Regions from separate parts of the Homo sapiens genome. Here all the other regions are linked to region 4. Evidence: chromatin loops called from intact Hi-C (ENCODE). Cell type or tissue: heart right ventricle. All regions are shown on one strand. Links, peaks and the distances in the headings refer to the core of each region. The heading gives the core; the rest is flanking DNA.

The links. A loop is a pair of places that touch in the nucleus more often than their neighbours do. Peaks named below come from ENCODE experiments on the same cell type or tissue, not always from the same donor. Only the 100,000 strongest peaks of a DNase experiment are listed, where the experiment ranks them.
Region 1: a loop joins it to region 4, with 4 times the contacts of the local background. A loop is called at or near these places in 88 of 110 quality-filtered maps.
Region 2: a loop joins it to region 4, with 2.4 times the contacts of the local background. A loop is called at or near these places in 51 of 110 quality-filtered maps.
Region 3: a loop joins it to region 4, with 10 times the contacts of the local background. A loop is called at or near these places in 44 of 110 quality-filtered maps.

The regions. Positions count from the first base shown.
Region 1 is chr22:24,847,508-24,853,495 of GRCh38, reverse strand. It overlaps SGSM1 (small G protein signaling modulator 1), which reads right to left. Exons shown (of 25, transcript NM_001098497.3): 4 at 5,700-5,862; 5 at 3,064-3,216. Among named protein-coding and RNA genes, the nearest start is that of SGSM1, 44 kb to the right of the region's middle. In heart right ventricle, for the core only: CTCF peaks have their summits at 2,809 and 3,010 (motif pointing right); a DNase peak (open chromatin) is centred at 3,035.
Region 2 is chr22:24,832,543-24,838,530 of GRCh38, reverse strand. All of the region lies in intron 2 of SGSM1 (small G protein signaling modulator 1), which reads right to left. Among named protein-coding and RNA genes, the nearest start is that of SGSM1, 29 kb to the right of the region's middle. In heart right ventricle, for the core only: a CTCF peak has its summit at 3,149 (motif pointing left); no DNase peak of the experiment used is centred there.
Region 3 is chr22:25,054,245-25,060,232 of GRCh38, reverse strand. All of the region lies in intron 6 of KIAA1671, which reads right to left. Among named protein-coding and RNA genes, the nearest start is that of KIAA1671-AS1, 55 kb to the left of the region's middle. In heart right ventricle, for the core only: CTCF peaks have their summits at 2,569 and 2,769 (motif pointing right); a DNase peak (open chromatin) is centred at 2,772.
Region 4 is chr22:24,770,004-24,775,991 of GRCh38, reverse strand. It overlaps PIWIL3 (piwi like RNA-mediated gene silencing 3), which reads left to right and starts at 1,272. Exons shown (of 21, transcript NM_001255975.1): 1 at 1,272-1,670. In heart right ventricle, for the core only: a CTCF peak has its summit at 3,229; a DNase peak (open chromatin) is centred at 3,361; H3K27me3 peaks cover 775 bases.

The sequences.
Region 1 (5,988 bases), core at 687-5,686, 77 kb before region 4:
ACGAACTAATACACCATCAACACAATGTTTGTGCTGAATGTTTTTGGATTTGTTTGTTTGAGTTATTGTGTAGTGGTTTCTAATTTCTTGAAAACTCATACAGTCTAGAAACAATTTCAGGATTGAAAAGAACCTTGTTCTGACCTCCCAAGGGATCTCAGGCCCACAGAGGGTAAGCGATTTATTTGCTGGAGGCCACAGAGCAGGCAGATACAGGCTTGGGCTGAGCCCACATGGCTCAGCTCTTGCCAACATACAGAAGGAAGTAAAGGACACAGGATCTGGAGTGAGACAGAGTGGGTGGGAGCCCAGCTCTGCCTCTCCCTGCCTTGCTGTGTGTCACTGGGCAAGTGACACCCCTCTCTGAGCTTTGGTCCTCAGCTGTAAAATGGGAGGAAGTATAGAACTCAAATGCCTGGATTGTTGGAAGGATTAAATGACAACTTGCTTACATAGCACAGCACAGAGCCCAACATCAGGAAATTCTCACAAAATGGTGGCAACATCATCGTAATCTTACCCCCCAAGAGTCTTCCATCAACTGGAATATCGTATGAGCCAGAATTGACATGCTCTGGACTTATTCAATATCAAGGCTGTACATTTTGGTGTCAAATCTGAAGATAATACATCAAAACACTTTTCACTTTGCCATCACCCAGTTTCTAAAAATCAGCAGAATTATACGATCAAAAACTTTGAACATGCTGCCTTAAAAATCAGCAAGTAGGGGTCTCAAAATAAATAAAAAACGACCAGGCACAGTGGCTCATGCTTGTAATCCCAGCACTTTGGGAGGCCAAGGTGGGAGCATCACCTGAGGCCAGGAGTTCGAGACCAGTCTGCCCAATATGGTGAAACCCTGTTTCTACTAAAAATACTAAATTAGCCAGGAGTGGTGGTGCATGCCTGTAAAACCAGCTACTTGGGAGGCTGAGGCATGAGAATCGCTTGAACACGGGACGCAGAGGTTGCAGTGAGTCAAGATTACACCATTCTACTCCAACCTGGGCAACAGAGTGAGACTCCATCTCAAAAATAAAAATAAATTTAAAAATTAGCAGGTAGAGTTGGAACCGAGGTGTGACTGTAAGAAGTAGCTGAAGGGAGTTTCTTTGGGGTGATGAGGTTTATTTCGGAATAATTCTGTATCCTGATGGTGATGTGGGTTATATGAAACTACACATGCGTTAAAAGTTTCATAGAACTGTATAAAAAAATTCAGTAAATATAAAAATTGATGAAATCCAAAAAAGTTTTGCAGTTAGTTAATAGTATTGTACCAATGTCAATTTCCTGGTTTTGATCACTGCACTATGGGTATGTAAAATGTTATCATTGGGGTTAGGCAATTAGTAATCTCTGTACTAATTTTGCAACTTCTATGTAAATGTAAATTAAAAATAAAAAGTTGAAATGGAAAAAAAGCAGGTTGACATTGCTTCTCAAATAAATTACTAATTCCCTTTGACCAACTTAATCAGCAGGTCATATGCTCAAGGTCATATGCCAAAGGCAATAATTAAAGAGGCCCAGAAACCTTCATGGGGCAGGAGGCAGAGACATGTTATTACTAGAAGGTAAATAGGGAACTGGAGATCCAGAGCTTGGATTTCTTGCAGTTTCTTTCCTGTCTCTAGGCCTCTGCACCTGCTATTCCCTCCACCAGAAACACTTTGTTCCCCATCCCATCACCTGGCTAATGCCTCCATGCTCTTCAAATGGAAGCTTAACCGTTGCGCCATCCAGGACACTTTCCCTGACCACTGGGAGAAAATTATCAACGCCACCACGCCCCCTTGGAACATCCATCAGGTATTATCAGCATGACTGTTGGCTGGTTTTCCTTACAAGCACGTGAACTTCATGAGAAGGGGGACTTTTCTCTCCACTTTCATGCATATTTTCCTTGCAAAGGGGCAAAGAATGATAATAAAAACATCCACTGTGTGAAGATGTGGTTAAGCCAGCACTTTCATATTCTGAAAGATGGAGAGATTCTGAGATATTTCTCTCTCTCTCTCTCTCTCTCTCTCTCTCTCTCTCCCCCCACCCCCCCCTCCCTTCCTGCCACCTCTTGGGGGCTGGAGAGGCATGCTGGCCACAAGGAGTGTCAGATGATAAATTCTTCCATGGCTCCTCACTGCTCTTGCGATGATATACAAGCTCTGTGACATGAAAGGTATCACCACTATATCCCTGACGTCTAGGTTAATGCCAGTACACAGCAGGTCCTCATTTAAATATTTGCTGGATGAATGAATGCATGGATGAATGGTTACCCAAGAGGGCTCACACTATAAAACTTTCACATCAGATTAATCTAAACTAGTGGAGAAAACGTTAAAAAGGCTCACCATGCATTTTCTTTTTTTCTTTTTTTTTTTTTTTTTTTGAGATGGAGTCTTGCTCTGTTGCCCAGACTGGAGTGCAGTGGCGCAATCTCAGCTCACTGCAAGCTCTACCTCCCGGGTTCACACCATTCTCCTGCCTCAGCCTCCTGAGTAGCTGGAGCTACAGACACCTGCCACCACGCCCGGCTAATTTTGTTTTTGTATTTTTAGTAGAGACGGGGTTTCACCGCATTAGTCAGGATGGTCTTGATCTCCTGACCTCGTGATCCACCTGCCTCGGCCTCCCAAAGTGCTGGGATTACAGGCGTGAGCCATTGCGCCCAGCCTCACCATGCATTTGCAAAATGCTGCATATTCACCAAATTCCCTTCTCACTTCTCTGGAGTATCGGGAATCCCCATGCCATTTACCAAAAGAGATAACGGGCACAGAGAGGCTAAGCGATTCTCTAGGGCCACACAGTTATTGAATGGAGTAATCCACAGGAGAAGGAAGAAACCCAGGATCCCTATACTCCACCCTAAATCCGAAGACCTTGCACTGCCATTAAGCTCTTGAATCTACCCAAGTTTCCAAGCATTTAATCACTTTCAAATTTAGTGGCTGTCAAGGGGAAAAAGAAAGCAGCTTTGTGCCAGGGGGTGCAATTTCCACAACGGCCGGCAGGTGGGGGCAGAGCATGGCCAGGTGTCAGGTCTTTCCCTCTCACCTGCTGTTTTCCACAAGGTAATGCACAATTTTGTCCAGGACCTTCTCAAACAAGGCTGTGCGAATCCACAGATGCTTGATGGCAAGTGGGGACAAGTTGGGCAGCTTCGGCAGCTTCCGCACATTCTCCTGGAGGCCTTGAATCTGGTTTCTCCTTCAAGACCAATAAAAGACGGGAATAGATACTCACAAGAGCAAATCTACACAGGACTAATTGGCAAATGGGAGAATGTTCAATCTCTCAGGAAAATGAAGGAATGGCAGCTAAACAAGAAGAGCCCATATTGCCGCTAGCAAGCTGGTCAGGAGTTGAAAAAATAGTAATACCCAGTGAGTGTGCAGATGTGGTTAAACAAGACACTTTCCTAGGGCAAGCCAGATTCTCATACTGATACCCCCCACCTCTCTCTCCTGGAAAGGAGGGTGGGCCAAGAAGAGTCTTGGAGTATAGATCCTTCATTGGGTCCCCAGTGCCCTTGGGAAGCAAGCTCTTCAACAAGACCAGCAGAGAGCTCCAAGACCTTGTCCCACTCACCTCTCCAGCAATCTCCTTACCACTAACGCTTATGACTCCATGATCCAGCCAGACAGAGATACGTGCAGATGCCTGAGGCCACCAGAGTCTCATCTGAAGCCTTTCCCTGGGCTGCCGCTTCTTCCGGGTTCCCTCCCCACCCATTCCCAGGCTGATCCCTCTCACTCTGTAAGTCTCAGCGAGGGCATTGCCTCCTGCCTACAGGAAGCCCTCCTGGACCAACCAAAGCTGGTCTGTACTCTGTCAGCCTCTGGAGCTGAGCTCCCTGCTCACTTTTCTGTCGTCCCCTCCATGCTTTGATCTTGAGGATATGAAATCGGCAACTCATTTTTTTTGTTGTTGTTTTGAGACGGAGTTTCACTCTTGTTGCCCAGGCTGGAGTGCAATGGCACAATTCGGCTCACCACAACCTCTGCCTCCTGGGTTCAAGCGATTCTCCTGCCTCAGCCTCCCAAGTAGCTGGGATTACAGGCATGCACCACCACGCCCAGCTAATTTTGTATTTTTAGTAGAGACAGGGTTTCTCCATGTTGGTCAGGCTGGTCTTGAACTCCTGACCTCAGGTGATCTGCCCACCTTGGCCTCCCAAAGTGCTGGGACTACAGGCATGAGCCACCGCACCTGGCCGCAACTCATTTTTTTTTTTTTTTTAATAAAATACTTACTGAGAGTCTACCATGTGGCAAGCATTGGCCCTCTTCATTTCTGTATCTCCAGGGCCCAGCACACTGGCTGACGTATAGAGGAAGCTTAGTAAATGTTTATGAATGAGTGATTGCATATATGAATAAATGCTTCTCCCTTACCACTTGCACAGGCATCTCTAACTCCTCCACTAGGAGGTCACTCCCAGTGTTGTGGAAGGCCCATGACAAATCTAATCCTTTAAGAAGTTATCTGCAAACACCTGGGAACTTAGCAGATGGACTGGAAGGTATTCAAAGAACAGTTGGCTGAGAAGTCATTCCAAATGGGAGTTGACAGAGTCAAATCCTGAGCTCTGACCACCATACCGTTCTGGCCAGCAGCCCTGGGCAGGCAGGGCCTGAAATGCAAGGAAAGGGCCATTCTCATCCAGTGAAGTGGAGTGACCATCCACAGCAGAGACTGCAAACATAGGACATGCTTGTGTCTTCCCTGCCTTTGCCCTTGACAGACATGACCAATCAATCCATGTGCTTTTCCCCAGAACGCCCAATCACAGCTTCAGAATCACAGCACATTCCTCTGGGAAGCCACCAGCACCGAATTTGTTGCCAGGAGTTGAAACCAAATTGTCATTCCCTGACCAGGCTGTAGACTGGGGGTTTGGCTGTGCAGACAGGACCTCCCAGGGAGTGGCTCTGGCTGAAGGTGCTCACATGCACACATTCTGTCCATGAGCCTCCCCCAACACATACCACCAGTCACCAAGATGAGGGAGGGAAGCCACCTCCCCCATTCAAAGGTTACTTCAGTATGAGAGTTTTTTTTTTAACTTCTAGTCAGTGTATTTGAATGTGTTATAATATGCCTATTGATATGAGGCCCTCGTGTCTGGTCCATGCAGACAGAGGCCATATTGGTTCTATCAAACTTTGGTTGCCTTGCATTTAGAACAGGCCGTGGGTCCTAGCAGGCACTCACTCAACAATTGTTTCTTGGGCATCTACCAGGTGCTAGACACTGGCCCGGATGCTTGAGACATAATGGGAGAAAACAGATCTAGTTGCCTGCTCTCATGAAGTTCTGCATCAAGTGAGATAGACAGACAACAAACAAACAAACCTGACATGAATAACTATAGATGGCCAACCAACAACAACGGGGAGGGAAATAAACAGGGTGATATGGAAGAGAAGATGGAGTGAGAGTTGGAATTTTCTGAGATAACGATAGGTCTGAATGATGACAAGAAAGCAGCTATGGACGATCAGATGGGTGAGTCTGGTGGAGGGTGAGGCACGTGCAAAGACCCTGGGGTGGGAAAGAGTCTGGTGGGTTTGAGAAGCAGGATGGAGACTGAAAAGAGTGCTAGGGGTTGCAGGCTCTCTCAGGACCCAGGGAGGACTGTGGACTATTGGGGGAGCTGCTCCCACCTGTGCCCCATGCTTTGCACTCACGCGCTCTCGATCAGCTGCTCCAGGTCTTGCACCTTGCGGCTCAGATCCTCAGCCGGCGGGAAGTTCTTGCCCACTTTCATAAAGAGGGCTGCAATCTTATTGCTGCGTAGGAAGCCAGCCGCCCGCCGCCGAAGCCCGTGCAGAACGCAGGCCTCCACAGCCGCTGCAGGGACATGGCAGTCAGCAGACCCTGCCCTGCCCATGCACTCCAGCACCCAGCATGTCCCAGAGCTTCTGTCAGACACTGGAACCTTGGAGAGCCCTCTCAATCTTCTTACCTTCTGTCTTA
Region 2 (5,988 bases), core at 695-5,694, 62 kb before region 4:
CTTCCTCAGAGAAGGTCCTTCAGGCCTGTCAAAAAAAGTATCAAAGAACTGAAACTCACCAGATCACAGATGGAAGGGAACCCACTCATTCACCATGTTTGCTTCCTTGTGCTCCCTAGTTCTTGTTTTCTTACACATTGTTGCATTTCTTCCTGGCTATATAAACACCTAGTTTTAGTCAGTCAGGGAGATGGATTTGAGACTGAGCTCCCTTCTCTTCAGCTGCAGCACCCAATTAAACCCTTCTTCCTTGGCAATACTTGTCATCTCAGTGATCGGCTTTCTGTGCAGTGATCAGCAGGACCTAGACCAAATCCCTGGTGTTTTGGTAACAAAAGGATAGTCTTTAAAACAAATGGTGTTGGGAAAACTGGATAGCTACATACAAAAGAATAAAATTGGACCCTTACCTTATACCACATACAGAAATTAAAGTAAAATGGACCAAAGACTTCAACACAAGCTAAAACTATAAAAATCATACAAGAAAACGGAGAAAGCTTCATGACATTGTGTGGGTGGCAAGCCACCCAGGCACCGAGGCAAGAGACAGAGGACACGAGCTGTTCCAGTATAATAAAATATAAAACAAGAATAGTTATACCAGATATAGATCTTAGATATGATTATATATGAATATCATTAATCATTAGTTTGTAGCAGTTACTTTTTATTCCAATATTATGATAATCCTCACTCTATAATCATAGCCTAGGAAAAACCAGGCCATACAGAGATAGGAGCTGAGGGGACATAGTGAGGTGTGACCATTAGACAAGAGTGCAAGCCTTCAGTTATGCCCGGACAGGGCCACCAGAGGGCTCCTTGGTCTAGCAGTGATGCCAGCATCTGGGAAGACGCCCGTTACCAGGCGGATCGTGGTCCAGCGGTAGCAAAAGGTGTCAAGGAACAACACCCGCTACTTAGCAGACTGGGAAAGGGGGGGGGGGGGTCTCCCTTTCCCCGGGGGAGTTTAGAGAAGACTCTGCTCCTCCACCTCTTGTGGAGGGCCTGACATCAGTCAGGCTCGCCCGCAGTTATCTGGAGGCCTAACCGTCTCCCTGTGATGCTGTGCTTCAGTGGTCACACTCCTAGTCTGCCTTCATGTTTCATCCTGTACACCTGGCTCTGCCTTCTAGATAGCAGTAGTAAATTAGTGAAAATACTAATAGTCCCTGATATGCAGAAATAATGGCATAAGCTGTCTTTCTCTCTGTCTCCTCTCTCTCTCTGCCTCAGCTGCCAGGCAGGGAAGGGCCCCCTGTCCAGTGGACATGTGACCCACGTGACCTTACCTATCATTGGAGGTGACTCACATTCTTTACCCTGCCCCTTCTGCCTTGTATCCAATAAATAACAGTGCAGCCAGACATTTGGGGCCACTACCGGTCTCCGTGCATTGGTGGTAGTGGTCCCCCGGGCCCAGCTGCCTTTTCTCTTGTCTCTTTGTCTTGTGTCTTTATTTCTACACTCTCTTGTTGCCGCACACAGGGAGAGACCCACCGACCCTGTGGGGCTGGTCCCTACAACATTGGATTTGACAATGATTTCTTGGATATGACACCAAATGCATGAGCAACAAAATTAAAAATAGGTAAACTGGACAGCAAAGTTAAAACTTTTTGTGGATCAAAGAACAAAATAAACAGTGAAAACGGCAACCCGTGAAATAGAAGAAAATATCTGCAAATCATCTATGTGATAAAGGGTTAATGTCCAGAATATATGGAGAACTGCAACTCAACAACAAACAACTGAATTCAAAAATGGACAAAGGACTTGAATAGGCATTTCTCTGAAGAAGATGTGCAAATGACGAACAAGCACATGGAAAGATGTTCAATGGGAAATGCAAATCAAAACCACAATGAGATACCACTCACACCTATTAGGATGGCTGCTATGAAAAAACAGAAAGTAAGTGTTGGTGGGGATGTGGAGAAACTGGAACCCTTGTGCAATGATCAGAAGGTGAAATGGTGCAGCTGCTATGGTAGACAGTATGGTGGTTCTTCAAAAGATTAACCATACAATTAGCATATCATCCAGTCATTCCACTTCTGGGCATACACCCAAAAGAACTGAAGGCAGAGTCTCAAAGTCATATTTGTATACCCATGTTCACAGCACTATTATTCACAGTAGCCAAAAGGTGGAAACAACCCAAGTGTCCTTCGATGGCTGAATGGATAGACAAAATGTGGTCTACACACACAATGGAATACTATCCAGCCTTAAAAAGGAAGGAAATTCTGACACATGCCAAAATACGAATGAACCTTGAGGACGCTGTGCTAAGTGAAATAATCTAGACGCAAAATAACAAATGCTGCATGATTCCACTTATAAGAGGTACTTAGAGTAGTCAAATTTAAAGAGAAAGAAAGGAGAATGGTGGTTGCCAGGGGCTGGGGAGAGGAGAAATGGGGAGGCATTATTTAATGGGTATAGAGTTTATCTTTCGAAAAGAGATCTGGAGGTTGGCACACAAGAATGTAAATGTACTCAAGACTGAATTGTACACTTAAAAATGGTTAAGAAGGCACATTTTATATTATGTATATTTTACCATTTTAAAATGTGCATATGGTATATGTTCACATAGTATAAATAAATGAATATTTTTCAGTTAAAGAAAAGTTCTATCAAACCACGTCCCTCCTCTGCCCAGAACTCTTCCATGGCTCCCGTCTCACCCAGAGTGACAACCCAAGTCCTCACCACCTCACACAAGGAGGCCCCTCTGCTGACCTCCCAAGCCCCTCTCCCCCATCCCAACACCTGCTCTACACACACAGGCCTCCTTGCTGCTTGCCCAGCTCCGTGGGCAGAGCCCATCTCATGTCCTCTGCAATTCCTGTTCCCTTTGCCTGGAATGCTCTTTTCCCAGCAATCTCAACTCTTTCTTCAAATGTCACCTTCCCTGACGATCCTATTTAAAATTGCAACTCCCCAACCTGCACCCCACTTGGTACCCAACATACCCCTTTTTCTGCCTTTTTTCTCTCCATAGTCCTTCACATGTCCACCACGCTACATGATTTTGCTTATTTACCTTATTCCCTAACTCTCTGACGTAATGGCCTCTACGCTCTATGAGGTCAGGAATTCATCCTGCCATCTGGTGGTGCTCTACTCCCAAGACCCAGCAGAGGGCCTGGCACAGAGCATGCACTCAATATCTATCTGTTGAATGAATGGGGAGGTTTAGATGAGGCGACGCAGGTAAAGCATTTAGCATAGGGCTTGGTACACGGTGTGTGCTCAACAATCAGTAGCATTTGAATAATGATGACAGAGACACCCCCGCTGCCCTGGAACAAGTTACATCTGGTCTGTGCATCCCACCTCCCTGCATCAGGCATGTTTATGCAGGTAAAAATCAAGTTAAGAAGAAACAGCAAAATTAACTTTGCAGGGGGAAACATCACCACCAAGGGCAGTATGGAGCAGGTATGAAAAGAGTTTTGCCTAGGAGGAAAGGAGGGGGAGGAGGCAATAGGCAGGTTGAACGCAGAGAATAACGTATGTCTTGAGTGAGTCGCAGTTTGCAAAGCTCTCTCCAGCCTACCTTGCCTCACAACATCACGCGAATACAATCCCCGCTGGCAGAGGAGGCAATTGAGACTCAGAGGGCAGGGGACATTCCTCTAAATCAGCATAACCAGGAAGATCCAGGGCCAGGCCTGACATCTAAGACTTCAGACTCCAAAACAGAGGACCAGCCTGGGCAACAAGAATGAAACTCCGTCACAATAAAAAAAAAAAAAAAGGAAATTTAGACGTATATACAAAGTGAAGATCATGTGAAGATCAGGGAGAAGATGGCCACCTATAAGCCAAGGAGGGAGACTTGGATCAGATCCTTCCCTCACAGAGTTCAGAAGGAAGTGGTCCTGTAGACACCTTGATCTTTGATTCCTATCTCCAGAGCTGTGAGAAAATCAGTTTATGTCGTTCAAGCTGCCCATTCCATGTACCCGGCAAACTTTTTCTGTAAAGGTCTACAGAGTAAATAATGTCTGCTTTGTGGGTAATATGATCTCCATGTCAACTATTAAACTCTGCCCTTGTAGCATGAAAGCAGCCATAGATAATACATAAATGAATGGGCATGGCTGTGTCCCAATAAAACTTTATTCACAAAAACCAGTGGAAGGCTGGATTTGGCCCGAGGGCCAACCCTGCACAAGAATGTTTGGCTCCAGCAGGCTGGTCTACTTCGCAGCTCCAGCCAAGGAAACTGCTCCTGTATCCTGAGTCATGGCCCAGACGGCCTACTTAGGTGGTCTGCAGTCGGGGACAGCTCTCAGGGTCAGTGCTGACGTGACTGACAACTCCCATACACAGTGGCTGGCCCTCTCTTAAGGTTGTAGCCATCCTGCCAACATCCTGTTCCTTGGAGGCAACCATCTGCTGTCACCTCCAGAGAGGCTCTGATGCAGGAGCGCGGCCACCTGCCTGTGTCCTCCCTCATAGTGAGCAGAGGCTACTGGGCCCCATCTGTTCTCTCCACAAAAGGAAGCCATGAGCTTGCTCAGGACATGTGGCAAACCCCTAGCTTTCTCCAGAGCACATGGTGAGAGGGTGGGAAGAGGAGCTGCCAACCTTGGAAAGTTCTAGCTCTGTCACCAACTAGCAGACGCCCTCAAGTGAGCACCACCCTTCAGGGTGTCCCCACTTATTCCTCTGGCCTCAAAGATGTGCCTACCTCCCACTGTCTAGCATGCCTTCATTCTCCATTCCTTTCCTTTGTCGTGCCTCTTCCACCCTCGGGAATCTCATCATGCAAAATGTCACCTCCCCCATCGCTATGGGCTTAACTGTGTTCCCTTCACCTCCATTTCATATGTGGAAATCTTTTTTTTTTTTTTGAGACGGAGTCTCGCTCTGTCGCCAGGCTGGAGTGCAGTGGCACAATCTCAACTCACTGCAAGCTCCACCTCCCGGGTTCAACTGATTCTCCTGCCTCAGCCTCCCAAGTAGCTGGGACTACAGGCACTGGCCACCACGCCCAGCTGATTTTTGTATTTTTAGTAGAGATGGGGTTTCACCATGTTGGCCAGGATGGTCTCGATCTCTTGACCTCGTGATCCACCTGCCTCAGCCTCCCAAAGTGCTGGGATTACAGGTGTGAGCCACCGCGCCTGGCCCACATGTGGAAATCTTAACACTACTATCTCAGAATGTGCTGTCTTTGGAGATTAGATCTTGACAGAGGTGACTAAGTTAAAATGAGGTCATTAGGGTGGGTCCTAATCCAATATGATTATAAGTGTCCTTATAAGAGGAAATTGGCCAGGCATGGTGGCTTACTCCTGTAATCCCAGCACTTTGGGAGGCCGAGGAGGGTAGATCACTTGAGGTCAGGAGTTCCAGACCAGCCTGGCCAACATGGTGAAACCCCATCTCTACTAAAAATACAAAAATTAGCCGGGCGTGGTGGTGGATGCCTGTAATCCCAGCTACTCGGGAGGCTGAGGCAGGAGAATCGCTTGAACCCAGGAGGCAGAGGTTGCAGTGAGCCAAGATCGCGCCACTGTCTCCAGCCTGGGCAACAAGAATGAAACGCCGTCTGAAAAAAAAAAAAGAGGAAATTTAGACACAGCTACAAAGGGAAGATCATGTGAAGATCAGGGAGAAGATGGCCACCTATGAGCCAAGGAGGGAGGCTTGGATCTGATCCTTCCCTCATGGAGCTCAGAGGGAACTAGTCCTGCAGCTACCTTGATCTTGGATTTCCATCTCCAGAGCTGTGAGAAAATCAGTTTATGTCATTCAAGCTGCCCATTCTGTGTACCGTAAGGGCAGCCCTAGTGAAGTAACAGATCCACTGATGGCACCACCATGACCATCATATTCATCATCCTCATCATCTTCATCATCTCTCCCTCTGACCAAGCCCTTCTCGTGTGCCAGACTCAGCTAACAGATGGCATCTAGGTTTGTTTGATCTGTATTATTCGCTCATTATGCCCTCTCCACAGT
Region 3 (5,988 bases), core at 696-5,695, 280 kb before region 4:
CTAGCCTTGGCAACAGAGCAAGAGTCCATCTCAAAATAAATAAATAAATAAAATAAAATCAGGATCATCAGTTCTGCTTGAAAAACTGGACGATCCAACCAACATTCTGGGCAAGGAAGAGCTGGGATGCAAGGGAAGCTCCTTCCTCCCCACCATTTGTCACGAAATCCCCATCCCTGCCTGGCCTGGCTTCCGGGCACAGCTCCCGATGCAGAATCCCCGGGAAAGGGCCTGCAAATCCGGGTTCCAAGCCCCAAGGTGCCCCGGGTGCCTTGCAGGAGGCCTGGCATTTAGGAATCCCCAGATCAGGGATTTCTGAGGCAGTTTGGAAGGGACTTTGCCCTCAGAATTCTGCCCCCAACTAAATTCTCCATTTTCCCTCTGAACCCTTCTCTCTGCTCAGTGATGAGTGGGCACCCTGAGAGTGCAGGGGTCCCCTCCCAGGAACTACATGGGAGGGGCAGCAAGGTACTGTTGCCACACAAGCTGTCCAGCCTCCCGGCCTTGTGCAGACTGGTACCTGGGTTACCCTTCCTGCCCCTCCCTCCGCCTGGCCAAACTACTCCCCTGTCAGGATCCAGGGCAAGATGAGTCTTTCTAGTTCCCCTGCCACCAGGCCAAGGAAGAGCCAATTACTCCCTCCTCTGTCGGGTTAGTTTGTTGTGCATCTGTCTGTTGTGTGTCTGTTTCCCTTCCTCGGCTGTGAACTCACTCACTCCTTCATTCAACAATTTTTTTTTTTTTTTTTTTTGAGATGGAGTCTCACTCTGTCGCCAGGGCTGGAGTGCAGTGGTGTGATCTTGGCTCACTGCAACCCCTGCCTCCTGGGTTCAAGTGATTCTCCTGCCTCAGCCTCCCAGGTAGCTGAGATTACAGTAGCTGGGATTACAGGCACCCACCACTACACCCAGCTAATTTTTGTATTTTTAGTAGAAACGGGGTTTCACCATGTTGGCCAGGCTGATCTTGAACTCCTGACCTCAGGCGATCCTCCCACCTTGGCCTCCCAAAGTGCTGGGATTACAGGCATGAGCCACCATGCCTGGCCCCTCACTTAAAAAATATTCACCTAGCTTCAACTCTGCACTGAAAACACAAAAGTGAACAAGAGCTTCAAGAGCCCTACAGTCCTGCAATTCTTGTTTGGTGGGGGAGGGATAAGAAGTCAGCAAACAGCCTCCACCCTGATGAGGGAGGCAGATATCAGAAGGACACTGCACATGATAATGGGGGTGCTGTGAGGGAATAATGGGGGCCCGGGCCTTATGCAGAGGTGGTGTCAGGGAAGGCCTTGCCCAGGGGTGACATCTGAGTTTAGAGAGGTCCTGAGAAGAGGCCTCACTCAGGTGCTCTGGTCATCAGTCCCAGGAGCCCAGCCTTCGAGTCATCCCAGCCCGGGCACCAGACGTAAGTGATGAGGCTTCCAGATGATTCCTGCCCCAGCTGTTCAGGGCTCCCAGCAGAGAAGAGCTGTACCCACAGAGCCCTGCTTGGCTTCTTGACCTGCGGAATCCATGACCCTGTTACACCCCTAAGTTCTGTGATGGTTCATTATAACAACAGATCACCGGACCATGGAAATTACTTCTCCTCTTCTACTCTTTAGGCTAACTCGTTTTTATATAAACAACTCATCCCCACCCAGACACACACACAAGGCCCTAGAGCAGCAGTTTCCGAACAGTGCCGTATCCCCCGGGGATCTCTAAAAAATACTGACACCCAGACAATAGGGGGGAATCCTAAAAATACCTGACCAAGACTATTCAAGATTGCCAGGCTCATGAAAAACAAAGAAAAGTCTGATACTACATCCTGGATGGGACGTAACATTAAAACTGAGAAAATCGGAATAAACTATGAACTTTATTTAATAGGAATGTATCAGTATTGGCTCATTGATGGTAATGAACATACCATGCTAAGGCAAGGTGGTGATGACAGTTGGAAACTGGGTGTGGGTGTATGGGGACTCTCTGTACCATCATTCCAATTTTCCTGTAAATCTAAAACTGTTCTAAAAAGTCAAGTCTATTTAAAAAACACTGATGCCCAGGCCCTGCCCCCATGCATTTAGATTTAATTTCTGGGATGTGACCTGGGTATCTAAGTTTTGAAAATCTCCCTGAGTGAGTTATTTCCATTTCCAGAAGAAGAAATCTAGGTTCCAACTGGTGGGGCTGCATCTGGAATCTGGATCCTTCATCACACCCTGAAGTCTTAAACTTGCTTTTTCCATAACTCATGTCTGCCACAGGGTGCTAGGATGGATTCTATTCAAAGGAGGGATGAGGCTGGGTGCGGTACCTCATGCCTGTAATACCAGCACTTTGGGAGACCCAGGAGGGTGAATAGCTCAAGCCCAGGAGTTTAAGACCAGCCTGGGCAACATGGCGAAACCCTGTCTCTACAAAAAATACAAAAATTAGCCAGCATGCTGGCGCATGCCTGTGGTCCTAGGTACTTGGGAGGCCGAGGCAGAAGGATCGCTTGAGCCCAGGTCCAAGCTGCTGTGAGCCATGATTGTGCCACTGCACTTCTGCCTGGGCAACAGAGTGAGACCTTGTCTAAAAAAAAAAAAAAAAAAAATGCCCAGCAGAGCGCACTGGACATGTGACGTTACCCTTTTGGGCCTCCGTTTTCCTGATCTGTGAGATGGCGGCAGTGCGTTGTGAGCTAATGGGCTAACAGGTGGAAAAGGTTCACTCTCCTGGGTCTCCTTCCAACAGTGAGGGGAGCCTCTAGAGCCCGCAATCCCACGCTGTTCCACCAGGGGACGCGCGCACGCCAGGATGCTGGCCTACTCCACAAGGGAGGCTTTGCAAGGAACAGGTGTCCCTGTCATTCACTCATCTCTCTCCTGCGGGCCGGTCGGCATCCAGCTGGGGGCCCTGCGTGGCCTTGGTCCCTGGGAGCCCACAGAGCCCCGGAGCTCCAGGTGGCACTGCTGAAACCGAAGCCAGCCATCCTTCTTCCACCTGGGGATCCTGCCCCACTAGAGACACCCTTTCTCCTCCCAAGTTGCAAGGGCTAAGTCCACAGGTCTGGATTCAATCCAGCCATCATTGTTTCTTCACTGCATGTTGCGGGGCCAGTCACCTCCCCTCTCTGAGCCTCAGGTTCAGAATCTCTTAAATGGGCATCCTCTTGGCACTTCAGAATATAGTGAAGTCACTTAGGGGAAAAGTGCCAGGAAATGGAACTTCATGTAGAACGTGGGGAGTATGAAGACGGATAATGGGATGGTGTTTGCACAGTGCTTAGCACAGCGTCTGCCACATAGAAACTCAGTGTCTAACATAGTCACAGCAACAATAGCCAACACTTACAAAGCACCTACCAGGTGTCAGGCACTGTTCATCGCACCTTGTGCATAGGAGCTCATCTCACTTCACTGCCTTTTTTTTTTTTTTTTTTTTTTGAGACAGAGTCTCACTCTGTCACCAGGCTGGAGTGCAGTGGCCCGATCTTGGGTCACTGCAACTCCACCTCCCGGGTTCAAGCGATTCTGCTGACTCAGCCTCCCGAGTAGCTGGGATTACAGGCATCTGCCACCATGCCCAGCTAATTTTTGTATTTTTAGTACAGATGGCATTTCACCATGTTGACCAGGTCTTGATCTCCTGACCTCATGATCCACCCCGCCTCGGTCTCCCAAAGTGCTGGGATTACAGGAGTGAGCCACTGCGCCCGGCCACTTCACCGCATTTCTAACAAGTAGGCTCTGTTATAATCCCAGTCTCAGAGATGGGGAAACTGAGGCACGGAGATGTCAATCCACTCAAAGTCACATAGCTGGTAAGTAGCAGAGTTGGGATTTAAACCCAGGCCATCTGGCTTAGGATATGAGCTCTTTTCTGTATTCATCTCACACTTCAATTTTAAAAATCCTTTTCCAGGCAACAAAAGAAAAAGTTGGGCGTCATCAAACTTCATCAAAGTTATAAATTTTGTGCATCAAAGAACATTATCAAGAGAATGAAAAGACAGCCCACAGAATGGGAAAAAAATATTTGCAAATATCTGATATGGGATTAATATCCAGAATATATATATAAAATATTCCACTGGGCGTGGTGGCTCATGCCTGTAATCCTGGCACTTTGGGAGGCCAAGGTGGGAGGAACACTTGAGTTCAGGAGTTCGAGACCAACCTGGGCAATATGGCAAAACCCCGTCTCTACCAAAAATACAAAAAAAAAAAAAAAAATTAGCTGGGCATGGTGGCACATGCCTGTAGTCCCAGGTACTTGGGAAGCTGAGGTGGGAGGATGGTTTGAACTCACGAGGTGTTGCAGTGAGCCGAGATCATGCCACCGGCACTATAGCCTGGGCAACAGAGCCAGATCCTGTCTGTCTGTTTGCCTGTCTCTCTCTCTATATCTGTATCTGTATCTATATCTATCTATATCTATATCTATATCTATATCTATCTATATCTATCTATATATATGTTTGTGTGTATGTATTCCTACAACTCAACAACAAAGAAAAAACAATCTGATTCAAAAATGGGCAAAGGACTTGAACGGACATTTCTGCCAAAAAGATATACAACTGGTCATTTGGCATATGAACAGATACTCAAAATCATTAGTCATTAGGGAAATGAAAATAAATATCTCAATGAGCTACCATGGCTAATTTTTAAATTTTTATTTATTCATTGTTTTAGAGACAGGGGTCTCACTATGTTCAGCCCAGGCTGGTCTGGAACTCCTGGCCTCAAGCAATCCTCCTATCTTGGCTTCCTGAGTCACTGGATGACAGGCATGAGCCACGGCGCCCAGCCCACAACTTGTTTTTTCAGTCACAACCTTTGATGAGTTACTTTCAGCAGTCCTTGTGTGGTCTTTCATTTTGATTGTTTCCTTCTCATTTGGACTCGCTGTCAACCAACTGAAATCTAGAGGGAATCTCTAACTAGCAGCCAGGATATGTTCTTGGGCGGGGGCCACCTCACAAGTTCCCACTTATTTCAAGTTGATTACACTCACAAGGACTACCACTGCTGTCAGCAGAATCCAAATGTTCCTCCCCTCCTTTTTCCAGTCTTAATAACAAAGTCATCAGGTCCAAATGCTCTCAAACCTCTCAACCTTTGCCCTGGCAGATCCTGCGTACAAAGATGCTGGCATGACGATGACACAGCACCAGCCTCAGAAGCAAAGGGCCACAGTTTCACCAGTTAGAGATGTGGGAAAGTCTGAGCTCAGTGTAAAACCAAACACTGCGGGTGTCCAGGAGGGTCACGTGGAAGTCAAGTTTAAAGGACCCCAGATGACATCCGTTGTATAGAGCACAATTTCACGCCTCTAAACCTCTGCCCATGCTGTTCCCTCGATCAGGGGCAAACCACTGTTCCCCAGACCATAGTTACCTGGCAAACACCTGCTCAGCCTTCAAGACTTAGAACTCAGACTCTTTGGTCTCGAACTCCTGCTTCTCAGCTAGCCCTCCCCAAGTGGAGACACCCCCTCCCTCCTCCAGGGAGACTTTACACAAATTCAAATTAAATTAAAGCACATGACATGATGCCTGGCATATAGTAAATGTTCAATAAACAGTAGCTATTAGGGAGCTTCCGGATACCTGAACACAGGGAGGTTCCTGGAGGGTGGCGTGCCCAGGGAGGGCATGGAAGCTCTGCACTCCCTCCCCCATACCTCACCCTACGCATCTCTGCTTCTACAGCTTATCTTTTGTAATAAACTGGCAAACGAAGAGGAAGAGAGACCAGAGACATCTACCTATCACCCACCTCCCACCCTGCATACACAGAAGAGGCTACGCAAAGACAAATGAAGGACACAGCTGTCAGCCACGGAGAGGAGCCTCATTAGAAGCCAGCCTTGCTAGCTCCTTCATCTTGGACTTCTAGCCTGTGTATCTGTGAGAAAGCAAATTTCTGTTGTTTAAGAAAAAAAAAGAAAATTAGCTATTAGAACCCACTGCAATTATTTACCTACCTTCTTTTTTTTTGAGATG
Region 4 (5,988 bases), core at 604-5,603:
ATATTTTGCATACCCTGAATTCCGATGCAGCAGATGACACCACCCAGACTGATAATCTGGCTCAACCAGTCCTGCGATCTCATCCAGGAAGAGAAATCAGCAAGAACTCACTTCCACCCCCATGATTCCATCTCCAACCCGACCAATAAGCACTCCCTACTTCCTGAGCCCATACCCACCAAATCATTTTTAAAAACTCTGATCCCCGACTGGGCATGGTGGCTCACGCCTGTAATCCCAAGGTGGGTGGATCACTTGAGGTCAGAAGTTTGAGATCAGCCTGGCCAATATCATGAAACCCCGTCTCTACTGAAAATACAAAAATTAGCCTGGTGTGGTGGCATGCACCTGTAATCCCAGCTACTCAGGAGGCTGAGTCAGGAGAATCGCCTGAACCCGGGAGGCGAAGGCTGCAGTGAGCAGAGATCACATCACTGCACTCTAGCCTGGACGACAGAACGAGACTCCATCTCAATAAATACATAGAGATATAAATAAAATAAAATAAAATAAAGTTTCTTAAAAAAAATAGGAAATCTCCTGAAAAACCTTTTCAGAAAAATAGCCACAGGTGCATGTTTGGCTCGTGTTTTTCCCAGAAACAACCTAAATCTGGCTTGATAAACCTTGATTGATGTATTTGCCCCAGTCACTCATGTTGTAACCAGCAAAAGGGCCCAGCTGCTCACTGCTTGTAGAAAGAAGTCAAAATGATAATGACATGTGATTTAAAAAGAAAGAATTTTATAATCTATGCTAGCAAGGGCAAGAGCAGAGAGCAATTCCACTCTTCCACGTGAGGAAAGAACGCAGGGGTTTTTTTTGTTTGTTTTTTGCGACGGTGTCTTGCTCTGTCGCCCAATCTGGCTGGAGTGCAGTGGCGCAATCTCAGCTCACTGCAACCTCCGCCTTCTGAGTTCAAGCGATTCTCCTGCCTCAGCCTCCCGAGTTGCTGGGACTACAGGCACATGCCACCATGCCCAGCTGATTTTTTGTATTTTTAGTAGAGACGGGGTTTCCCCGCGTTAGTCAGGATGGTCTCCATCTCCTGACCTCGTGATCCTCCGGCCTTGACCTCCCAAAGTGCTGCGATTACAGACGTGAGCCACTGCGCTCGGATGAACGCAGGGGTTTTTATTTATTTTATTTTATTTTTTAAGATATTTATTTATTTGTTTATTTTTTGAGACAGAGTCTCACTCTTTCACCCGGGCTGGAGTGCAGTGGCGTGATCTCGGCTCACTGCAAGCTCCGCCTCCCGGGTTCACGCCATTTTGCTGCCTCAGCCTCCCGAGTAGCTGGGACTACAGGTGCCCGCCACCACGCCCGGCTAATTTTTTGTATTTTTAGTAGAGATAGGGTTTCACTGTGTTAGCCAGGATGGTCTCCATCTCCTGACCTCATGATCTACCCGCCTCAGCCTGCCAAAGTGCTGGGATTACAGGCGTGAGCCACCGCGCCCGGCCAAAGCGGTTTTTAAAGGGAGGATTTGGAAGGCAAAAGAGGCAGGGGGACTGGGAGGTGTCAGGTGGTGTGACCCCCTCCAGTGGCTTGTCCTGAATTATTTTTCCATCTGTGGAAGTGGCCGGCGTCATCATGGCTGGAGGAGGTGCATGGTTCGTATCAGGATCTGACTACTGAAGCTTCTAAGGAAATATGTGACCAGATAAGTGAGTATGGTGTGTGCTTACCAAACAACTAGGTAAATAAATGTGCATAAGGCATGGGGGCATAGAACAGGAAAAGAAAGGGGGTGGAGGTTCACAGCACATTCCAAGGCTGGATTTCAAGAGGAGAGGAAACACGTCTATACTTTGTCTAAGTTACATCTTCAGATTAGCAGAAGAGAGGAAAGGGGAAAGGAAAAAAAGTTTTAAAATGCGGTTTGAGGTTAGGCTGCTAAGCTGCTGGGTTACAGATTCAGCTTATATTTGAGCATGTGGAGTATGTATATTTATTTTAAAAATCTAGAGCATCTTGGTCAGCCACAGTGGCTCATGCCTGTAATCCCAGCACTTTGGGAGGCTGAGGCGGCTGGACCATGAGGTCAGGAGTTCAAGACCAGCCTGGCCAAGATGGTGAAACCCCGTCTCTACGAAAAATACCAAAATTAACTGGGCGCAGTGGCGGGTGCCTGTAGTCCCAGCTACTTGGGAGGCTGAGGCAGGAGGATTGCTTGAACCTGGGAGGCGGAGGTTGCAGTGAGCCAAGATCGCACCACTGTACTCCAGCCTGGGCAACAGAGTGAGTGAGACTCCCATCTCAAAAAAAAAAAAAAAAAAAAAAAATCTAGAGTGTCTTGTACATATCCTTTAATAACCTACTTTTAAAAACTTAATATATTTTAGATACATATGTATATGTGTACCTACTTACATCCTTAAAACTGACGTGATGATAAATAAAACCGCGGAATTTCTATCAATATGTAAATGCTCTTCTCAGAAAAGGCGGGCTCTTTGCTCCTGTGGTTGATGGGGATGATGCAGATGGTGGCAGAGGCTTCCATTTTTTGAGCATTCGTTGTGGGACCTGCCAGTGCTTCAAGCTCAATACACCTTCTCCCATTTAACCCTCACAGCTCAGGAGGGGGTCCTGCCGGGACCTCCACTGCAGACAGGAAAAGAGGAGAAAGTTGGTATCTTCTGAATTCTTTTGGCAAAAGGAGAAGGGAAGAGGGTTCCTGTGCAGGGCATGCAGGAAGGCAGGAGTATGGAAAAGGGGGAAGGGACAGTGTGTAATGCCCTCCCTGCTGAGCCACATGGTTGGAATGGAGCATCACAGCAGAGATGGCAGAGCCAGAAACCCTAGGATCCGGTGTCAGAGGGACACAGGGCCCAGCTGCCAATGTGTGGCCCAGAGCAGTGGAGGACACCTTGGTTATGCCCTGGCACACAGCTTTCTACTGTCCTGGCATCTAAGCCCTGGGGACTGGGGCAGTGGGGTCAGTGCCCTCAGCTGGACACAGACACGTGGAGCAGAACTTGAAAAAGATGGGCCCCTGAGCCCATAGGACCCAGAGACCCAGCACCCAGGGAGGCCTGGGGAGGGAGAAGGACGCCCTCAGCTAGCACATGGGGGCTTGAGGTCCAGATAACTGTTAAGGTACCTCATCTGATCTCCCCACAGGGGACACCCGGCACATGCAGGCCTCCTTCCTGACTTCTCTGCCAACCTTTTCCCCAGCCTTAAAACTTTCTCTTCCCGATGTCATTGTGACACTTCTTCAGTTCTCCTTCTAGTCCACTAGATGCTGCTGTGCACCCACCTAAGCACCACCATTTCTAATTCCTGGGATCCTAGTTTGGGAAAGACAGGGGAGCTGGTCAGCCGTTCGGATTTCCCAGTGGGTAGAATGGAGACTGCAGCCTTTGCCAGGGCTCTTCTCCACTGTGGTAGTGATTTTAACTCCAGTAGCTGTAACTTGCTGAGCACTCAGCACCTGCTGAGCTCTTTGCACAGATTGGCTCCTGTAACCCCCACAGGCCCCTGTGACATAAGTTTTCAATACCCAACATACTAGGAAACAGGGTCTCAGAGAGATGATATCACCTGCTCAGGGTCACACAGCACATACCTGGACAGGCTATGATTCCACAAAGGTTTTTGTCTAAGTCCAAATGCCAGGGACATAATATTGTCCTGTTGCTCATAGAAGTTGCTATTTAATGAGCTCCTATTATGCAGACTTTATTCCTTCAATATAAGATTTACTTACATTGTGAAATATACAACTACTTAGTACTTAATACTTATATTGATAAGATTTACTTCTCTTTATTAATATGATTATCAAATCTAAGGGTTTAATCTTTCATTCTGTTTAAAATTTAACACTGCTTCTTTTGTAATTGCTGCTTTTGATATGATAATAATTCTTACTGTTTGGTGCATTTATGATATACACTGTGTTATCGAATGTATTCCAGTAAGAGTAGGCTACCAACACAGTTCTGTTGGCCAACTGAGCACTATAGCTTGTTCATTAAGAGAAATAGGCCGGGCACAGTGACTCAACGCCTGTAATCCCAGCACTTTGGGAGGCCAATGCAGGTGGATCACGAGGTCAGGAGTAAGAGACCAGCCTGGCCAACATGGTGAAACCCCGTCTCTACTAACGATACAAAAATTAGCCGGGCATGAGGAAGGAGAATTGCTTGAACCGGGGAGGTGGAGGTTGCAGTGAGCCAAAATCATGCCATTGCACTCCAGCCTGGGCGACAGGGCAAGACTCTGTCTCCAAAAAAAAAAGAGGGCAAGAGAGAGAAATAGTCTTCAATCCTGAATCTTTTGGGCCTGAAAATTGGAAATAAAAAATTATAGAATAGCAACTTTTGAAATGTTGGTTATGAAGGACAAGAAAACCTCACACATCCACTGTCTCCATTATTTTCTAAAAGAAAGGCCATCTTAATGTAACTGAACACAAGTCTGGCTGCTCACCAGTCAGGATCCAAAATGCAAGAAGTGAAGTGTGCTGAAAGGAAAGTAACTTTCTTTTTTTTTTTTTTTTTTGAGATGGAGTCTTGCACTGTCGCCCAGGCTGGAGTGCAGTGGTGTGATCTTGGCTCACAAAAGCTCCTCCTCCCAGGTTCACGCCATTCTCCTGCCTCAGCCTCCCAAGTAGCTGGGACTACAGGCGCCCGCCACCATGCCTGGCTAACTTTTTTTCTTTTTCTATTTTTGTGTTTTTAGTAGAGACGGGGTTTCATCGTGGTAGCCAGGATGGTCTCGATCTCCTGACCTCATGATTCGCTCGCCTCAGCCTCCCAAAGTGTTGGGATTACAGGCATCAGCCACCGCGCCCGGCCGGAAAGTAACTTTCTTTAAATGTTAGCAGCTAGGAAATGACCAGGCTCATGCCTCCAAGAGACCATTTTAAGTTTTAGGGCTGAGTGAAAGGGTTTAAAAAGGGAAACTTGGCATGGGGAGCACGCAGGGGTGGTGAAGGGTACAGGGTCTATGTGTCTTCTCCCGGTGGCTATTTTGAGTTATTGTCCCCCTGGAGCACAGGTGGGTGCCATCATGTCTGGCTGAGGTGTAGCTTATCCTCCTCGAGACCATCCCCCTAGGTAGGGGAGAATTCTGTAGCTGGGTCTTCATGCTTGGTTTATTTTTCTTTCTTTCTTTTTATTTATTTATTATTATTATTTTTTTGAGATGGAGTCTCTCTCCATCACCCAAGCTGGAATGCAGTGGTGCGATCTTGGCTCACTGCAACCTCCACCCCTTGGGTTCAAGCAATTCTCCTGCCTCAGCCTCCCTAGTAGCTGGTATTACAGGTGCCTGCCACCATGCCCGGCTAATTTTTGTTTTTTTTTTTTTTTTTTTAGTAGAGACGGGGTTTCACCATGTCGGCCAGGCTGGTCTCGAACTCCTGACCTCAGGTGATCCACCCGCCTCAGCTTCCCAAAGTGCTGAGATTACAGGCATGAGCCACTGTGCCTGGCCATGCTTGGTTTATTTTCAAATTAGCCTCCCCTGGAATTTCTAAAAAGGCACATAATTAGATAAGCTACCATGGTACAAGGAGTGTCTGGGGGGAAGAGAGTGAAAAAAAGGGTTTCAAATACATTTCAAGGCTAAGGCTACAAAAATTAAAATAAAAATAGTTAAAAATGTATTTTGAAGCTGAGCTGCTCAGTCATATTAACGCCTAAAGAGTAAGAAGGACATACTTCAGAAAAACCTATGGCTCTGTCCAGGCAGGGACAGTTGATGTCGTCATACTGACACTTTTACTATGGAAAACTGACGGGTTTGAGTCTTGCCTTCAATACTTGCTAGCTGTGTGACCTTGGGTAAGCGGGTTCATCCCTCTGTGCTTCACTGCCCCCTTCACAAAGCTGTTACGATGAAATGCTTTGATCTACATAAAGCGCTTAGCAGGGTGGCTCAACAAGCTGCAGCAGTTAGTATACAGTTGGTTCTCTGTATCCATGGGTTCTGCATCTGTGGATTCAAACAACCAACTGAACATATACAAAC